Linked DNA regions of Homo sapiens: all the other regions are linked to region 1. Evidence: chromatin contacts called from ENCODE Hi-C or POLR2A ChIA-PET data. All regions are on one chromosome and are shown on one strand. Each heading gives the region's core, a stretch centred on a gene start or an enhancer-like site at or near the end of the contact. The rest is flanking DNA. Distances are from core to core; before and after follow the strand shown. Region 1 holds the start of TASOR (transcription activation suppressor). Region 2 holds the start of FLNB (filamin B). Region 3 holds the start of HTD2 (hydroxyacyl-thioester dehydratase type 2). Region 4 holds the start of DENND6A (DENN domain containing 6A). Region 5 holds the start of SLMAP (sarcolemma associated protein).

Evidence for each region. Hi-C counts contacts between places; a loop is a spot of excess contacts on that map. ChIA-PET counts read pairs that join two places held with the same protein, here RNA polymerase II (POLR2A). Pooled maps may share reads with other maps.
Region 2: a map of CD8-positive, alpha-beta T cell shows a loop between it and region 1 (14-fold over the local background). The contact joins the promoter of FLNB here to the promoter of TASOR in region 1. A Hi-C loop is called at or near these places in 1 of 168 maps with a recorded cell type or tissue (CD8-positive, alpha-beta T cell) and 5 of 50 pooled maps. POLR2A ChIA-PET finds 5 or more read pairs at or near these places in 2 of 52 experiments (WTC11 and activated naive CD8-positive, alpha-beta T cell).
Region 3: a map of naive thymus-derived CD4-positive, alpha-beta T cell shows a loop between it and region 1 (15-fold over the local background). The contact joins the promoter of HTD2 here to the promoter of TASOR in region 1. A Hi-C loop is called at or near these places in 2 of 168 maps with a recorded cell type or tissue (CD4-positive, alpha-beta memory T cell and naive thymus-derived CD4-positive, alpha-beta T cell) and 5 of 50 pooled maps.
Region 4: a loop to region 1 is called in a map of B cell, with 7 times the contacts of the local background. The contact joins the promoter of DENND6A here to the promoter of TASOR in region 1. A Hi-C loop is called at or near these places in 3 of 168 maps with a recorded cell type or tissue (B cell, OCI-LY7 and ascending aorta), 6 of 37 single-sample maps with no recorded cell type and 17 of 50 pooled maps. POLR2A ChIA-PET finds 5 or more read pairs at or near these places in 1 of 52 experiments (activated CD4-positive, alpha-beta T cell).
Region 5: a loop to region 1 is called in a map of naive thymus-derived CD4-positive, alpha-beta T cell, with 5 times the contacts of the local background. The contact joins the promoter of SLMAP here to the promoter of TASOR in region 1. A Hi-C loop is called at or near these places in 1 of 168 maps with a recorded cell type or tissue (naive thymus-derived CD4-positive, alpha-beta T cell), 2 of 37 single-sample maps with no recorded cell type and 17 of 50 pooled maps. POLR2A ChIA-PET finds 5 or more read pairs at or near these places in 2 of 52 experiments (GM12878 and PC-3).

Annotation. Positions count from the first base shown.
Region 1 is chr3:56,682,006-56,684,705 of GRCh38, reverse strand. TASOR (transcription activation suppressor) reads left to right here and starts at 1,441. Exons shown (of 24, transcript NM_001365635.2): 1 at 1,441-2,030. The coding sequence starts at 1,700. RefSeq lists a silencer at 1,309-1,608 and enhancers at 1,749-1,918, 2,339-2,458, 1,666-2,610.
Region 2 is chr3:58,007,023-58,009,722 of GRCh38, reverse strand. It overlaps FLNB (filamin B), which reads right to left and starts at 1,301. Exons shown (of 46, transcript NM_001457.4): 1 at 867-1,301. The coding sequence starts at 1,158.
Region 3 is chr3:58,305,208-58,307,907 of GRCh38, reverse strand. HTD2 (hydroxyacyl-thioester dehydratase type 2) reads right to left here and starts at 1,388. Exons shown (of 5, transcript NM_001348712.2): 1 at 1,257-1,388. It overlaps RPP14 (ribonuclease P/MRP subunit p14), which reads right to left and starts at 1,663. Exons shown (of 6, transcript NM_007042.6): 1 at 1,491-1,663. RefSeq lists enhancers at 1,098-1,227, 1,348-1,607, 1,798-1,877.
Region 4 is chr3:57,691,650-57,694,425 of GRCh38, reverse strand. It overlaps DENND6A (DENN domain containing 6A), which reads left to right and starts at 1,349. Exons shown (of 20, transcript NM_152678.3): 1 at 1,349-1,644. The coding sequence starts at 1,408. It overlaps DENND6A-DT (DENND6A divergent transcript), which reads right to left and starts at 1,221. Exons shown (of 2, transcript NR_135550.1): 1 at 1,084-1,221; 2 at 1-610. RefSeq lists silencers at 1,350-1,449, 1,560-1,799 and an enhancer at 1,521-2,021.
Region 5 is chr3:57,754,916-57,757,615 of GRCh38, reverse strand. SLMAP (sarcolemma associated protein) reads right to left here and starts at 1,307. Exons shown (of 25, transcript NM_001377540.1): 1 at 1,274-1,307; 2 at 1-1,068. RefSeq lists a silencer at 570-849 and enhancers at 397-1,298, 1,220-1,399, 1,430-1,709, 1,299-2,201.

The DNA of each region.
Region 1 (2,700 bases), core at 192-2,691:
GGACAAAAGAATCCAACTTTCGTGTTGCCCTTAGGAATGCTCTTTAAGCCTGGGGCTTTATTATGATGATAATTTGGTCTGTAAACTCCTTGGGAGACAGTTTGAGACTAGAGATCTGGGTCTCAAACCTGATCCTGCTGCTTGGCGACCCTCAACAAAATGTCAGCCCTCTGTTGCTTCGTCCATAAAATGAATAAAAGTGCACAGCTGCTGTGAAAATTAGGTCTTAGAGAAGCAGTCAGTGCAGTGCTTAAGTACTTACTCGGAGAGTTAAATAGACCCGGTTTCAAATCTTCGGTTACCATAATTTGTCCAGTGTCTTGCAACGCTTCTTTCAAATTCTGCAAACTAGTATCTACCTCATGTCTGTTGCTGTGAGGATTAAATGGAGACAATGCACGTAAATCACTTGTCCAGTCCGTGTCTAGCACGTAGAAAGCACTCAGTAAATATTGGCTGTACTCACGATAACCCGTGATAGTTTATACTGATAAGGTAGAAACCACTATGTAAAGGGCTCTTAACTATGAAGTTGTTCCCTTTATGGGAGAGCGACGACCTGCTGTGTATTTTTTAATGTGACCGCAAGTTTATTTTTTCTTTAATATACATTTACTATAGGAAAACGTTGATGAACGTTCCAGTGGAAGAAACAGTGGAGTTAGAGGTTTATCAGTGGCCAGATTTTTAACAGAAGTAACCATAGAAAGGGAACAAATGGAGGCCAGGTGCGGTCTCCATGGCGTGTGGTGGGGGGGGGTGCGACTAAAGGAAAAAAATGGGAAAAGTTAACAGCCTCCTCCCCTCAAACTCCCCAGAACCAAATCCTGTTAACACTAGGTTGTTAAGTCCCATCAGAGGATCTCAGGTGAAAGTGCTTGCTGGAGCTGTGACACTGGGTCACACTCTCTGAGATAAAAGAGAAGGCCGGGTGCGAGTAATCTATCATAAAGATACAAGATCCGGTGAGAATAGCAGGTCGCAAAGGCTGTCGAGGCTTTTAGGCTATTACCGCCTAGCCCATTCTTTTATCTCCTCTCCAGGTTTTTGTACACATGCAAATAGTTCATAAAACCGAGATCGTCCCGCATCCACTGCTCTGAAGCCCGTTTGGGCCGAGATAACTCGTGCGCAGAGGAAGGGTTTTGCCCACAAATGGGCGACGCCTGCGCTCCGGAGAAGAGGCCAAGCTAGTCTCCCTCGCCTGCAGCGCGGCGGGGGAATCCCCGGGAACCCGAAGATCGCCAGGGGCCCACGCATTCCGCAGGCCACGGCTGCGGCGTCGAGGTCCTCGCGGGGCGTTGCGGTCGCCCCTTTTGGCGGGCTCGGGCGCCCCGAAACTCCGCCCCCCGGCGCGGTATTTCCGCACTCGCGCAGGCGGGTGCCGCGCTCCCATTGGTGGAGTGGCCCGCGGTGGCCCCGCCCCCTCCCGGCCCCGACGCGCGCACGTTGAGTGGCGGGGGAAGGCAGAAGAACTGCCCGAGGGAGGAGCGGCTCCGAGGACCGGGCAGCGCATTTGGGGTGCCCGCTACAGGGCCCCCCAAGAGGCTGCCAGGTCGGGAGCGCAGCCTGAGGCCACGGGGGGAAGGGGGTGGGTGGGCTGAGAGCAGCTCGGCGGCGAGACTGGCCCGCCGCCCCTTCCCCCCACACCCGTCGACCTTGTGGGCAGAAGCTTCCCAGAGCTCCTTAGGCCGGCGCGATGGCGACTGCTGTGGAGACGGAGGCCTGTCAGCCGACGGATGCGAGTTGGGAAAGTGGCGGCGGCGGAGACGACGAGATGAAGCAGGCGCTTCCGGAGCTTGAGTCCTCCCAACAAAATGGCGGCGGCGGCGGCCTCAACATCGCTGAGCCCAGCGGCGGCGCTGGGCGTGAGGAGAACGCGGGGGCCGAGGCCGCCCAGAGCCTCAGCCACGAGCAGCCTCAGGACTCCTCTGAGGCGGGCGCGGCCGCCCTGCCCAGAGGCCCCGAAGAGCCCGAAAGGCCTGTTAGGAGGAGTTTTCAGATCCCCAGGAAGAGCAGAGAAAAGAAAGGTGGTGCCTCCCCTTCTTCTCAACCCCCTCTCTCTCTCCCCTCCATCTTTTCATTAGAATCTTTCTATCTCCTCTTCCCACACCCATCCGAGATACGTAAACACGCATGCAGCGCCGGCCGCCTCTCCCCTCACCGCCACGGCCGCCCAGCTGCCGCGTTTGGTGCGAGAGAAAGCGGTGGAACCACGCTCCCCTGCTGCCCCTCCCCGCGGAAGTTGGAAGTAGCTCAGGTTTGAAGCTTGTCCGTAAGGCTGCAGCTCCCAGAGAGGAAAGATGGTGCTCGGCGCCCCTCCCTCCCAGCCCCTGAAAGCAGAGAAGCCGTTGTGTCCTCCTAAGGATGCTTCTGAGAAGTCTCGCTATGGAAATAGCCCGTGGCCATGGATTCTGGGGCTTTCTCCAAGGCCATTGCCAATGTTCTGAGGACCATGAGTGCTTCTCCCCGTGGAAATTCTTCAGTTCTGTGTGTCTACTTGAAATGTGCTTGATGTCAGCGTCCTCCCTTATTTAGAAATCTCTATTAGTAGATGTGATCCATGCACACTGCTGTTTTCCATCACACTTCATTTCCATGTAGATTTTTCCCCCTTGTTTTTGAAGCGTTAGATTAAATAGGTTTTTCTCTCTTTAAATTCGAACTTAGTATTGTTTTTCTTATATTTGAAAAGAATGG
Region 2 (2,700 bases), core at 52-2,551, 1.3 Mb before region 1:
CAGCTGGGCCCTACTTGCTGACCTTGGACAGGTCAATTAACCCTCCGGACCCCCTTATCTGTAAAATGGGTCTAGCCTCACCCCAGATGGCAGGATGCGTAGGGACGGAGATAACTTAGAAGGCTGACGGTACACAGTGGACGCTAGTTGGGCTCCCTACAAGACAGCAATTACTGTTACCACCACCATCTCTAAATTATAACTTCGGCAGCAAGGAGTGGGTTCAACCTGCGGCGCGCGGCCAGAGCTGAGCTGGGAGCAGAGAGAGCGAGGACACACACCCGCGCCTACCCTTGCAACCTCGGGGCCCACACCCATTCCAGCGACGGCAGGGGAAGGTACCAGGTCTCTGTCTCCACCTGGGCAGGGAGGCCCCAGGCGCAGAGAACGGTTCCTCCTCAGGTCTCACGGCCCGGCCTCCGAGCCAACGCCCATTCAGCTGCCTCTGAGAGCACCAACCTGGGCGCAGCAGGGAGAGCACTCCGCGGAGCATCTGACCCTAGGGCCCGCCCCCGGGGACAGCGAACGAGGGTTTCTAGTCCCCTAGCTCCCATAGGGGCGCCCCAGGTGTAGAGAAATGCAACAACTCCACCTCTCCTCCTGTGACCCCAGCCCAAACCCTCAACCCTTAGCCAGCCAAAGGTGCACTGCTGGGGCGGATGGCGGGGAGCGATCACAACAGGTCCCATCCCAGGGGAAGACACCGGGGAGGGGGTCTAGGCCCCCTATAACCCACCCCTGGGGACGACTCCCCCTTATCTCCGAGGTGGGGGCGCGCTGCGGGAAATCCTCGCCCTCCGCAGGGGTGCACGCGCGGGGGCGGGTCGGCACCACAGTGGGCGCCTGGGCCCGGCCAGAGAACTCACCGATGGACACGAGCTTGATGCTCTCACGGTCCAGGAACTCGAGCGCCACGGACACATTCTCGAGCTGCATCTGGCGAAAGGTGGGCCGCTGATGGTACTTGCGGTACATGCGCTTCTGGCTGAGCACCTCGAGCAGCGCGATGAGCCGCAGCCCGTCGCTCAGGTCGGTCTGCAGGTTGCCGATGCGTTTGTTCACGCACTTGAGGTGCTCGTTGCACCAGCGTGTGAACGTGTTCTGCTGGATCTTCTTCCAAGGCGCGTCCTCAGCTAGATCCTTCTCGGTTACCGGCATCCTGGTGGCGGGGAGAGCGCAATGCGCAACGAGCTGCCGGGGACTGGTGTTTGGAGGCCCAAGGGCCGAAGGAGCGAGAACCGAAGCGGAGCGGGAGCGGGGTTCGAACTTGCTGCTACCGGAGCCACGGCCGGTGCTGCTCTGCGGCCGCCCGCCCCTGGCCGCGCGAGGCGCCTGGCCCCGCGCCTGCGCGCTGAGCCGCCCCGCCCCCAAGCCCCGCCCCGTCCCGACCCTCCCGCGGGAGTTCCTGGGCCACGCTCGCCTCCTGCCGCCTGCCGCAGGCACTGCGCCCCACTGCGTCCTGGGACCCGCGCTCGAAGCCCACCACCCCAGCAGGATGTAGGGCTGCCTGAATCACCCGGTCAGCCCCGGGGTGGGGGGACCCGCGGGGGCTGGGAGCCGGACAGAATGGGTCGGGCCTCAGTGGGACTTGCGGGAGGGGCGCGCGGGGCGGAGGTCTTCATCCACATATAGATTGAATAAAATTCAGTAAGGGCTTTTATTGAGCTCCGCCTGTGTACCAGCCATTCTTCTCAGAGCCTGCTAACCAGTAGTAAATCAGACAAACGTATTGCACAACCTCAAGGAGTTCACACAGCCTAATGGAAGAGAAAAGTGTAATTCCACCATAACCAACAGCCCAGTAGTGGTGGTAAAAATGAACAATAAGGCTTGTTGCATGTCTTAGTTTCCAGTTACTGCTGTAACAAGTTACCAAAACTTAGTGTCTTTGAAAACACACACCCACAAATGTATTATCCTTCAGTTCTGTAGGTTCGATGGCCCACACAGGTCTTGCTGAGCTAAAAACAAAGTGTTGGCAGGATGCATTCCCTTCTGGAGGCTGTAGGGAAGAATCTGTTTCCTTGTGTTTTCTAACTTCCAGAAGCTGCCTGCGCGCCTGACTCCTGCCCCTTTTCTCTGTGAAAGCCTGCAATGGGCTGGGCACAATGGCTCACACCTGTAATCCCAGCACTTTGGGAGGCCAAGGTGGGTGGATCACCTGAGGTCAGGAGTTCGAGACCAGCCTGGCCAACATGGTAAAACCCCATCTCTACTTAAAATACAAAAATTAGCCAGGTGTGGTGGCGCGTACCTGTAATCCCAGCTACTGGGAAGGCTGAGATAGGAGAATCGCTTGAACCTGGGAGGCAGAGGTTACAGTGAGCTGAGATGGTGCCATTGCACTCCAGCCTGGGCGACAGAGCAAAACTCCGTCTCAAAAAAAAAAAAAAAAAAAAAAAAAACAGAAAAGCAAGCCTGCAATGTCAGGTGGAGTCTCTCAGACCTCAGACAGTCCTCTCTCCATAGGCACATCTTCCTTTTTTTTTTTTTTCCTGCGATGGAGTCTTACTCCGTTGCCCAGGCTAGAGTCCAGTGGTGCAATCTCGGCTCACTGCAACCTCCTCCTCCTGGGTTCAAGCAATTCTCTTGCCTCAACCTCCTGAGTGGCTGGGATTACAGGCACCCGCCACCACGCTCCGCTAATTTTTGTATTTTTAATAGAGACGGGCTTTCACCATGTTGGCCAGGCTGGTCTTG
Region 3 (2,700 bases), core at 139-2,638, 1.6 Mb before region 1:
ATTTTATGTCACGTATTTTTTGCAATTAAAAAAAAAAAAAAAGACTTACAAATGACAGCACTGCCCTCTGCAGGCTGTTCTGACATTAAAGGAGAGGATACCTGGGAAATTATTTTGTACAGACTGGTATTAAATATATTCACCAGGCTCTCCACAGATGTGGGCTCACGAAGTTACTGTCATCGTCATCTTTAAAGTCAGTCTTGTTGTTTGTTTTGAGATGGAGTCTCACTCTGTCGCCCAGGCTGGAGTGCTTTGGGTCGAAGCAATTCTCGCTCCTCAGTCTCCTGAGTAGCTGGGATTACAGGCGTACGTCATCACGCCCAGCTAACTTTTGTATTTTTAGTACAAATGGGGTTTCGCCATGTTGGCCCAGGCTGGTCTCGAACTCCTGGCGTCAAGTGATCCGCCGACCTCGGCCCCCTCAAAGTGCTGGGATTACAGGCATGAGCCACCGCGCCCGGCCTAGAGTCAGCCTTTTTTAGTGGCTGCGCAGGGATGCTCCTAATCTGACCTATTAGTAATAAATCTGATTCTCCCTACTCCCCCGCTTCTCCATCCCTACGGCGGCCAGTGAGTCTATTAACATCTACTCAAGCTACATCATTCCTCTGCTCAAAATCTTGCTATGGTTCCCGTTTTATCCAGAGTAAGGCCAAAGTCCTTAGAGCAGCCTGCAAGGCTCTGCCTCACCTGCAGGACTGCTCCCTCTACACCTCTGACTTCATGTCCTGCCATTCTCCCTCCGCTCAATCCCCGCCACCACACAGGCCTAGCCTAGCTCTTTCTCACGCGCCAGTCTCGCTCCCACCGCTGGGCCTCGGCTCTAGCTTTTCCCCATGCTGGGAAAGATCTTCCTCCAGGCAGCCACCGGACTCACACCCTTGCCCCCTTCCTGGCTTAGCTCAAATCTCAATCGGGTTGGCCCAGTGCCCTTCTCGGCTAACACCGCACCCCACCCCCATGCCCCGTCCCTGCTTTCTTCTTCGTAGCATTTGCCTTTTTCTATGACAATTATGTAACTCGTTTATCTTTATCTGTACTTCCCCTCCCCACCCCAACAAAAGTCCACTCCAAGAATCTTGCTATCTTGTTCACTGCTGTTTCCCAAGGCCCTAAAACACTGGGTCGTGCACAGTGGGCGTGCGACGTACAATTTTTGGACTAAATCAATCACTTTAAAAAGCTCAATATCCTTACTGCTGAGCACTTGGGTGGCTTTCAATATTTTTCAACAACCACTATTTAGCGCTCACCTCGCGCCGGGCGCATGGAGAGCGCTCAGGACACGGTCCCGAAGTCTCGCCCGGGCCTCTCGGCCACGTTCTGCGGCCGAGACCCTACGCGGCGCCGTACAGAGGCCCTCAGCGCCCGGGGTCGGAGAGGACAAGCTACCCAAGGCGCACCGCCCGCCCCGCGCATGCGCCCGGGTCGCGGCCAACTGAGACGGCTCCCAGACAACCGCCGCTCTTTGGAAGGCTTCCACCTACCCACTCTTCGTCGGACTAGCCTGACGCCTGACCAGACTCCTATTCGCCGCAAGGACCCGCCAAGGCTTGGGGCTCCCCGGCAGCAGCCACAGCTGGGCCCGAGAAACTCCTGGTGTCTTTACGTTTGGCTTCTCCTCGTCCCGCCCCACGAAGCGTGACGCCCAGGCGGATATGACGTCACCACGCGGCGTCGTCCTAAGGACCCAGGCGCGAATCCTGATCCGGAGCTGAGAGCGGCCGAGCTCAGCGCCCTCTGGTGTCCACTCCGGGAAAGCCGTGTGTGCAATTTGCTTGGGGTGCGGTTTAGGGCGGGTTTTTTCCGCCTTGGACGGTGCTTCATAGTTATCCATTTCTTCATGCATTCATTCATTCATTCAACAATTTTTTCGTTGTTTTTTTGAGACAGTTTCACTCTGTCGCCCAGGCTGGAGTGCACTGGCGCGATCTGGCTTACTGCTACCTCCGCCTCCAGGGCTCAAGCGATTCTCCCACCTCAGCCTCCTGAGTAGCTAGGACTACAGGTATGCTCCACCATGCCTGGCTAATTTTTGTATTTTTAGTAGAGACGGGGTTTCACCATGTTGGCCAGGCTGGTCTCGAACTCCTCGCCTCAAGTGATCTGCCCACCTTGGCCTCCCAAAGTGCTGGGATTACAGACGTGAGCAACTGCGCCCGAGTCATTCTACACATTTTTTTCATTATATTATAATTTATTTATTGAGATGGAGTCTCGCTCTGTCGCCCAGGCTGGAGTGCAGTGGCGCCATCTTGGCTCACTGCACCCTCCGCCTCCCTTCAAGTGATTCTTCTGCCTCAGCCTCCCAAGTAGCTGGGACTACAGGCATGCACCACCATGCCCAGCTAATTTTTGTATTTTTAGTCGAGACGAGGTTTCACCATGTTGGCCAGCATGGTCTCAATCTCTTGACCTCGTGATCTGTCCACCTCGGCCTCCCAAAGTGTTGGGATTACAGGCGTGAGCCACCGCGCCTGGCCTAATTTTTGTATTTTTAGTAGAGACAGGGTTTCACTATGTTAGCCAAGCAGGTCTCAAACTCCTGACTTCAGGCAATCCACCCACCTCGCCTCCCAAAGTGTTGGGATTACAGACGTGAGCCACCGCGCCCAGCCTACAAAATTATATCTAGCATCTCCTCTCCTCAAGATCTCCTATGTCAAGCACTCCCCAAAGATAGGACCCACTCTCAGT
Region 4 (2,776 bases), core at 100-2,599, 1.0 Mb before region 1:
TTTTTAGAGACACAGTCGCGCTCTGTTGCCCAGGCTGGAGTGCAATGGCTGTTCGCAGGCGCGATCATAGCGCGCTGCAGCCTGGAACTCCTGCTCAAGCGATCCTCCTTGAACTTAGCCGGCCTCAGCTTCCCAAGAACCTGGGACTACAGGCGTGACACCTCGCTGGTTTACTCATTTTTCTGTTGAGGTATTATTGTGTGTTTCCTACTTTTACTATGCTATTTATACTCAACATAGTAGGTGCTGAATAAATACTAGTTAGTATCCTGGCTGGTCCAATACTCAGTAAAAACTGATCTCAGAATACGAAGCTGCTTGAGACCAGGCCCTTGCCCCAGTGTTCAGAGATCCACAGGTTGCTGTGGAGGCCAATCTGCCCAACCTGGAGTTCCAGAAAGGTCTGGGGATGTGTGTTGAGTGAGTCACAGACAGCCAAACTAAGAAAGGAGGAGGTGGTAGGGTGGGGAGGCCTTGCTGGAGAAGGAACAGGTGAGTGAATGCACAGATCTCTGAATCAGCAAACTGAATGAGTGAACCGCAAGCCGATATCGGAGTTGTCATACTTGTTGGGCTAGTCATGTAACCTCCAGGACCTCCATTTCCTTATCTGTAAAAAGAAATAAATAGTCTACTTATTTGCGATTATGTGAAGATTCAATAAGGTAATATTTGTAAGTATTCGCACTTGTACTTGGCATATCAACTGGCACAAAGTAAGCGTTCAATGTTAGCCACCGTCACCATTATGCGTTCATATATTTTATTTTTATTTTTTTGAGACGGAATCTCGCTCTGTCGCCCAGGGTAGACAGAATACAGTGGCGCAATCTCAGCTAACTGTAACCTCCTGGGTTCAAGCGATTCTCCTGCCTCAGCCTCCTGAGTAGCTGGGATCACAGGCGCGCTCCACCACGCCTGGCTAATTTTTTCGTATTTTTAGTAGAGACGGGGTTTCACCATGTTGGTCAGGCTGGTCTCGAACTCCTGACCTGATGATCCGCCCGCATCGGCCTCCCAAAATGCTGTGATTACAGGTGTGAACCACCGCGCCCGGCCTACGCTTTCATAATTTAATAATACCTTATAATAATTATGAACTGTGTCATTCCACGAATAATTTATTCCCTGGTCGTTGACTGCGAACGAGGTTGACAAGGATTCATAAACAGCCATTTCAGTCCCAAAGAGCTTTTAGACAAGGAAGCCAGGACCGGCTTCACAATCCGAGACAAGCGGCAGCGTGACGTCCCCACGTCCGCTCCCAGGGTCACGTGACCCGCAGCCCCGCCCGGACTGAGTGGGTCCCCAGCGGCTGCGACAGCAGCGTCTGCGCCTGCGCGGAGGCAAGCGCGCTCTGCGGCGCGGTCCGCTGTGGAGGCGGCGCGAACGGTCAGGGGGCGGCCGATGGCTTTGAGGGGCCCTGCGGGCTTGGGGCCCGGCTCTCGAAGGCCGTTGGACGAAGCGGTGGCAGGGGCCGAGGGCCGCGAGGCGCCGGCCCTTGTGGCGGCGGGAGGCGCGCCAGAGGACGATGAAGAGGACGATGGCCGTGGCCGGGGCCTGCTGCGCTGGGACAGCTTCTCCGCCTGGCTGCACTGCGTGTGTGTGGTGGGCTTCGACCTGGAGCTGGGCCAGGCCGTGGAGGTGAGGCCCGGCCCCGCCCTTTCTCGGCGCTCCTCCCCTGCGCCGGGGCGGCTGCAGCAAAGCCAGCGGCCCGCGGGCTGACCGGCCAGGACCCTGTCCGCGGCGCATCCGGGCGTGGCCAGTCTCCCCTCCCGCGCTCTTTCGGGCTGCGGTCCTACGGCACTTCCCGTGGGAGGATCTTGGGCTGCGGCTAGGGGTGAAAAGTTCTCTCTAGGCCCCTCCTAAATACTTGTTGATGTTCATCCTGTTCTTTCTTTATTTCTTTTAAACGCAGAGTCACAGAATTAACTAAAAGGGTTAGTAGCACCCACCCGGAGAAGCCCGCAGGCAGGATGTTTGTTTGGTACTTTTTCAAGAACAATGCCCATAACAGATGATGAACTCTAGTAGCCGAACTTGCACAACCAAGTTTTAAGGCTCAGATTGTTTTAGTCATTTGCAGTAACTGTTTGAGCGTTTCCCTCAGCCTGAGTCGAAATGCTTATCTCAGCACGCATTTTCTCCCTTTCCTCCTTTTGTGCCTCATTTCTGTTTTTTTTTTTTTTTTTTTTTGAGACGGAGTTTTTGCTCTTGTTGCTCAGGCTGGAGTGCAATGGCGCGATCTTGGCTCACCGCAACCTCTGCCTCCCGGATTCAGGCAATTCTCCTGCCTCAGCCTCCCGAGTAGCTGGGGTTACAGGCATGCGACCATGCCCGGCTAATTTTGTATTTTTAATAGAGACGGGGTTTCTCCATTTTGGTAAGGCTGGTCTCGAACTCCCGACTCAGGTGGTCTGCCCGCCTAGGCCTTCCAAAGTGGTGGGATTACATGCGTGAGCCACCGTGCCCGGCCTCATTTCTGTTATTTTTTTTTATGTTGCCTCTGGAACAGTTGGTGTGAAACTACTGTCAAGATGAATATAGGGAACATCATTTGCTTGTCAATCAGTCAACTTTTCCATTCTTATGTATGGCCCCTTACCGAAAGGCTTTAGAAACATCTATTCTTGACGTTGTTGAAGGTCTTTTTAGCATAAGGAATTGCTTGCTTTCATGTGTCCAAGGAAATTGTTATCAGAAGGGCGTTTGTTTAGACGTTTTGGTTTTGGTTTTTTTTTTTTTTTTTTTTTTTTGGTATTGGTGACAGATTTCG
Region 5 (2,700 bases), core at 58-2,557, 1.1 Mb before region 1:
AAAGAGGAGTTCCTCCGGATCCGGACTGCCCTTCACAAGCCTATGCCCCTATCCCACCCAAAATTTTAAATTAACACAAACTGCACATTGTCTAAGCATAACCAGTGAACATCAACTCTTCACTTGGGTGGGAAGACAAGCCAGCGCAAGCCCCATCACCTCCTTTAAAACGCTGCAACGCCGTGATCACAAAAAGTCCCCAACTGGCAGCTTTCAGTCCATCTTCTTCTCTGGGAAGAAAAGGCTCAAACATCGGGCAGCTTCGGCCAAGAAAACTCCTGGAACACAGTTTGGGGACTGGAGGTATCCAAGCAGATGAGTCACACGCCAATTCTTGTGTTTGGTTTGAGATCGCGGCCGCTTTTCCCCCTTGGTGGCGGAAACGTTGCAGCACTGCAGCATGAATGAAGGGTCGGTTCGGCGCGGCCAGGAAAGTCCTTTTGGGCCGAAGGAAGGTGTGGCTGGGCACCTCTGGGCAGCCACCGCCAGTCCTCGCCCGGAGTGAAGGGGCGAGAGGTGACGGAGACGGAGGGGCTCTAGACGGCCGGCGGGACAGTCTGCATCGCCCCTGCTGAGCGGAGGCCGCCCCGGGAAGGGGGACGCGGTCCCCGGCCTGGCACGATCCGAGACGGCGGTGGCTGAGGTTCTCCGCGCGAGGCGTGGAGGCCGGCGGGGCGCGGGCAGTGGCCAAGTCGGGACTCCTGGGCACCTGGCGAGCGTCCCCGCGACCAGGGCGGGGACCCGGCTCCGCAGGCCGGTGCGGACCGAGCGAGGCGCGACACCGGGAGGCTCGAGTTCCCAGGCGGCAGGAAGTTGGTCCCCGGACGCCTAGGCTTCTGGGCCGCCGCTCAGCACATGGGCCGCCTCCCCTCAGGGTCGCCCCCGCGAGGGTCGCATCTCAGGGACGGCAGCCGCAGCTCCCGGCGGACGAGAAGGTGGGGGAGGGAGACTGGCCCGGAGGTTGGGGAGAGGCCTTGAGGCCCCGGGCTGGATCCGCCGCAGCCTCCACCGATCGCGGCCGATGGGGCAAGCTCAAGCTGCGCCCGACGAGGCAGGAAACTTTCCGACCTGGTGGGGAAAACATCAAAACAAACGGCCGTCAGGCGCCTCAGCCCGCCCGCCTCAGCCGTCGCCCCCTCCAGCCAGACCCCCGCCAGCCCACACCGCTAGGCACGACCTCCGCCGACCTCTCCGCAAGCAGGCTACGAGGATTTGGAGCCAGGACGCCACGACGGGTCCTACCTCCCTAGCCGCCACCACCGCCTCAGCTTACCTTGCCAGCGCCGGCCGCCATAGTGACTCTGACTGAAACCTACCCGGTGCACCGCCACGGGAACGCGCACCCTTCAAGGGCCCTCCTACCCCCTCTCCCGCGCCGTAGTCCAGGAATGTCACGTGAACGACGCCACGGAAGCCGTGTTGGTAGAGGGCAGAAAAAAGGGCAAGGTAATTTTTAACGGGCCTCCAGGCGCCATCTTAGTTAAGGGCTGGAAGCTTCAAACCTCGGGACAACCTTAACGACCATTTTGGTTAAGGGCAAGAACAATTTGCGCCGTAGAAGGTTTTTCAAACAAACAGTGCCACCTTCTTATTTTATCTACTTAGCAAGGGGGTGCCAACTTTTACTAAATTTTATTCTGTTTAATTCTCGATGAAAATACTAGCGAGCAAAAGAACAGACCCAGCCAAAGGAGATGGTCATTAGCAGCCATCTTAGCTGTGGGCAACACAGTCACCCGCAGCTACCTTAAGTGTGAGCCGCCAAACTCCCTGAAGTCTTAGGATTTGTGCACCTAACAGAAGGACCATTCTCCCCTCTGCTAAATTCGTTATGTTTTCTTCCCGGAAAAAAAAAATCTTAGTTCCCGCATTCCATTTCGAATGACAGTCTTTCTCACTGAACCTATTATGTGCCCCCAGGGCTCCTGCGCGGATTCTTCCACAGAAGGAGCGTCCAGAAAGTTTAAAATCATGTTTCTTCCAAAGAGAGATTGAATAATTTCCAAAGTGAAAAAAGAGGGTATTTCCCCCACTTACAATATCAAGATGAGGAGTCATTGGTCTAAAGAAGGAAGACTTTGCAAGGGCTAAATGAAAACTTTAAGAAAAAATAGTGAGAAGGAGACTTACTCATTTAGAATCAAAGGTGACTTCATTCTTCAGATTCCTGCAATAACAGGCTCCACCACTGTGTGACCTTAAGCAAGTTTCTAAACTTTTTCAAGCCTCTTTTTTCTCATGGATGACATGTTAATAATAGTTAATTCACTTGATGTGGTGAGACTTCAAAATGTTAATCCATGTTGTTCAATAAAGAGTAGCAATTAGGCCGGGCGCGGTGGCTCACGCCTGTAATCCCAGCACTTTGGGGGGGCCGAGGCAGGCGGATCACCTGAGGTCGGGAGTTTGAGACCAGCCTGACCAACATGGAGAAACCCCGTCTCTACTAAAAATACATAATTAGCCGGGCGTGGTGGCGCATGCCTGTAATCCCAGCTACTTGGGAGGCTGAGGCAGGAGAATCACTTGAACCCGGGAGGCGGAGGTTGCGGTGAGCCAAGATCGCGCCATTGCAGTCCAGCCTGGGCAACAAGAGTGAAACTGTCTCTCCAAAAAAAAAAAAAAAAAGAAAGAAAGAAAGAAAAAGTAGCAGTTATTCATCTCAATACTTATATAGACAGTTTGGCCGTGTCCTAGGTT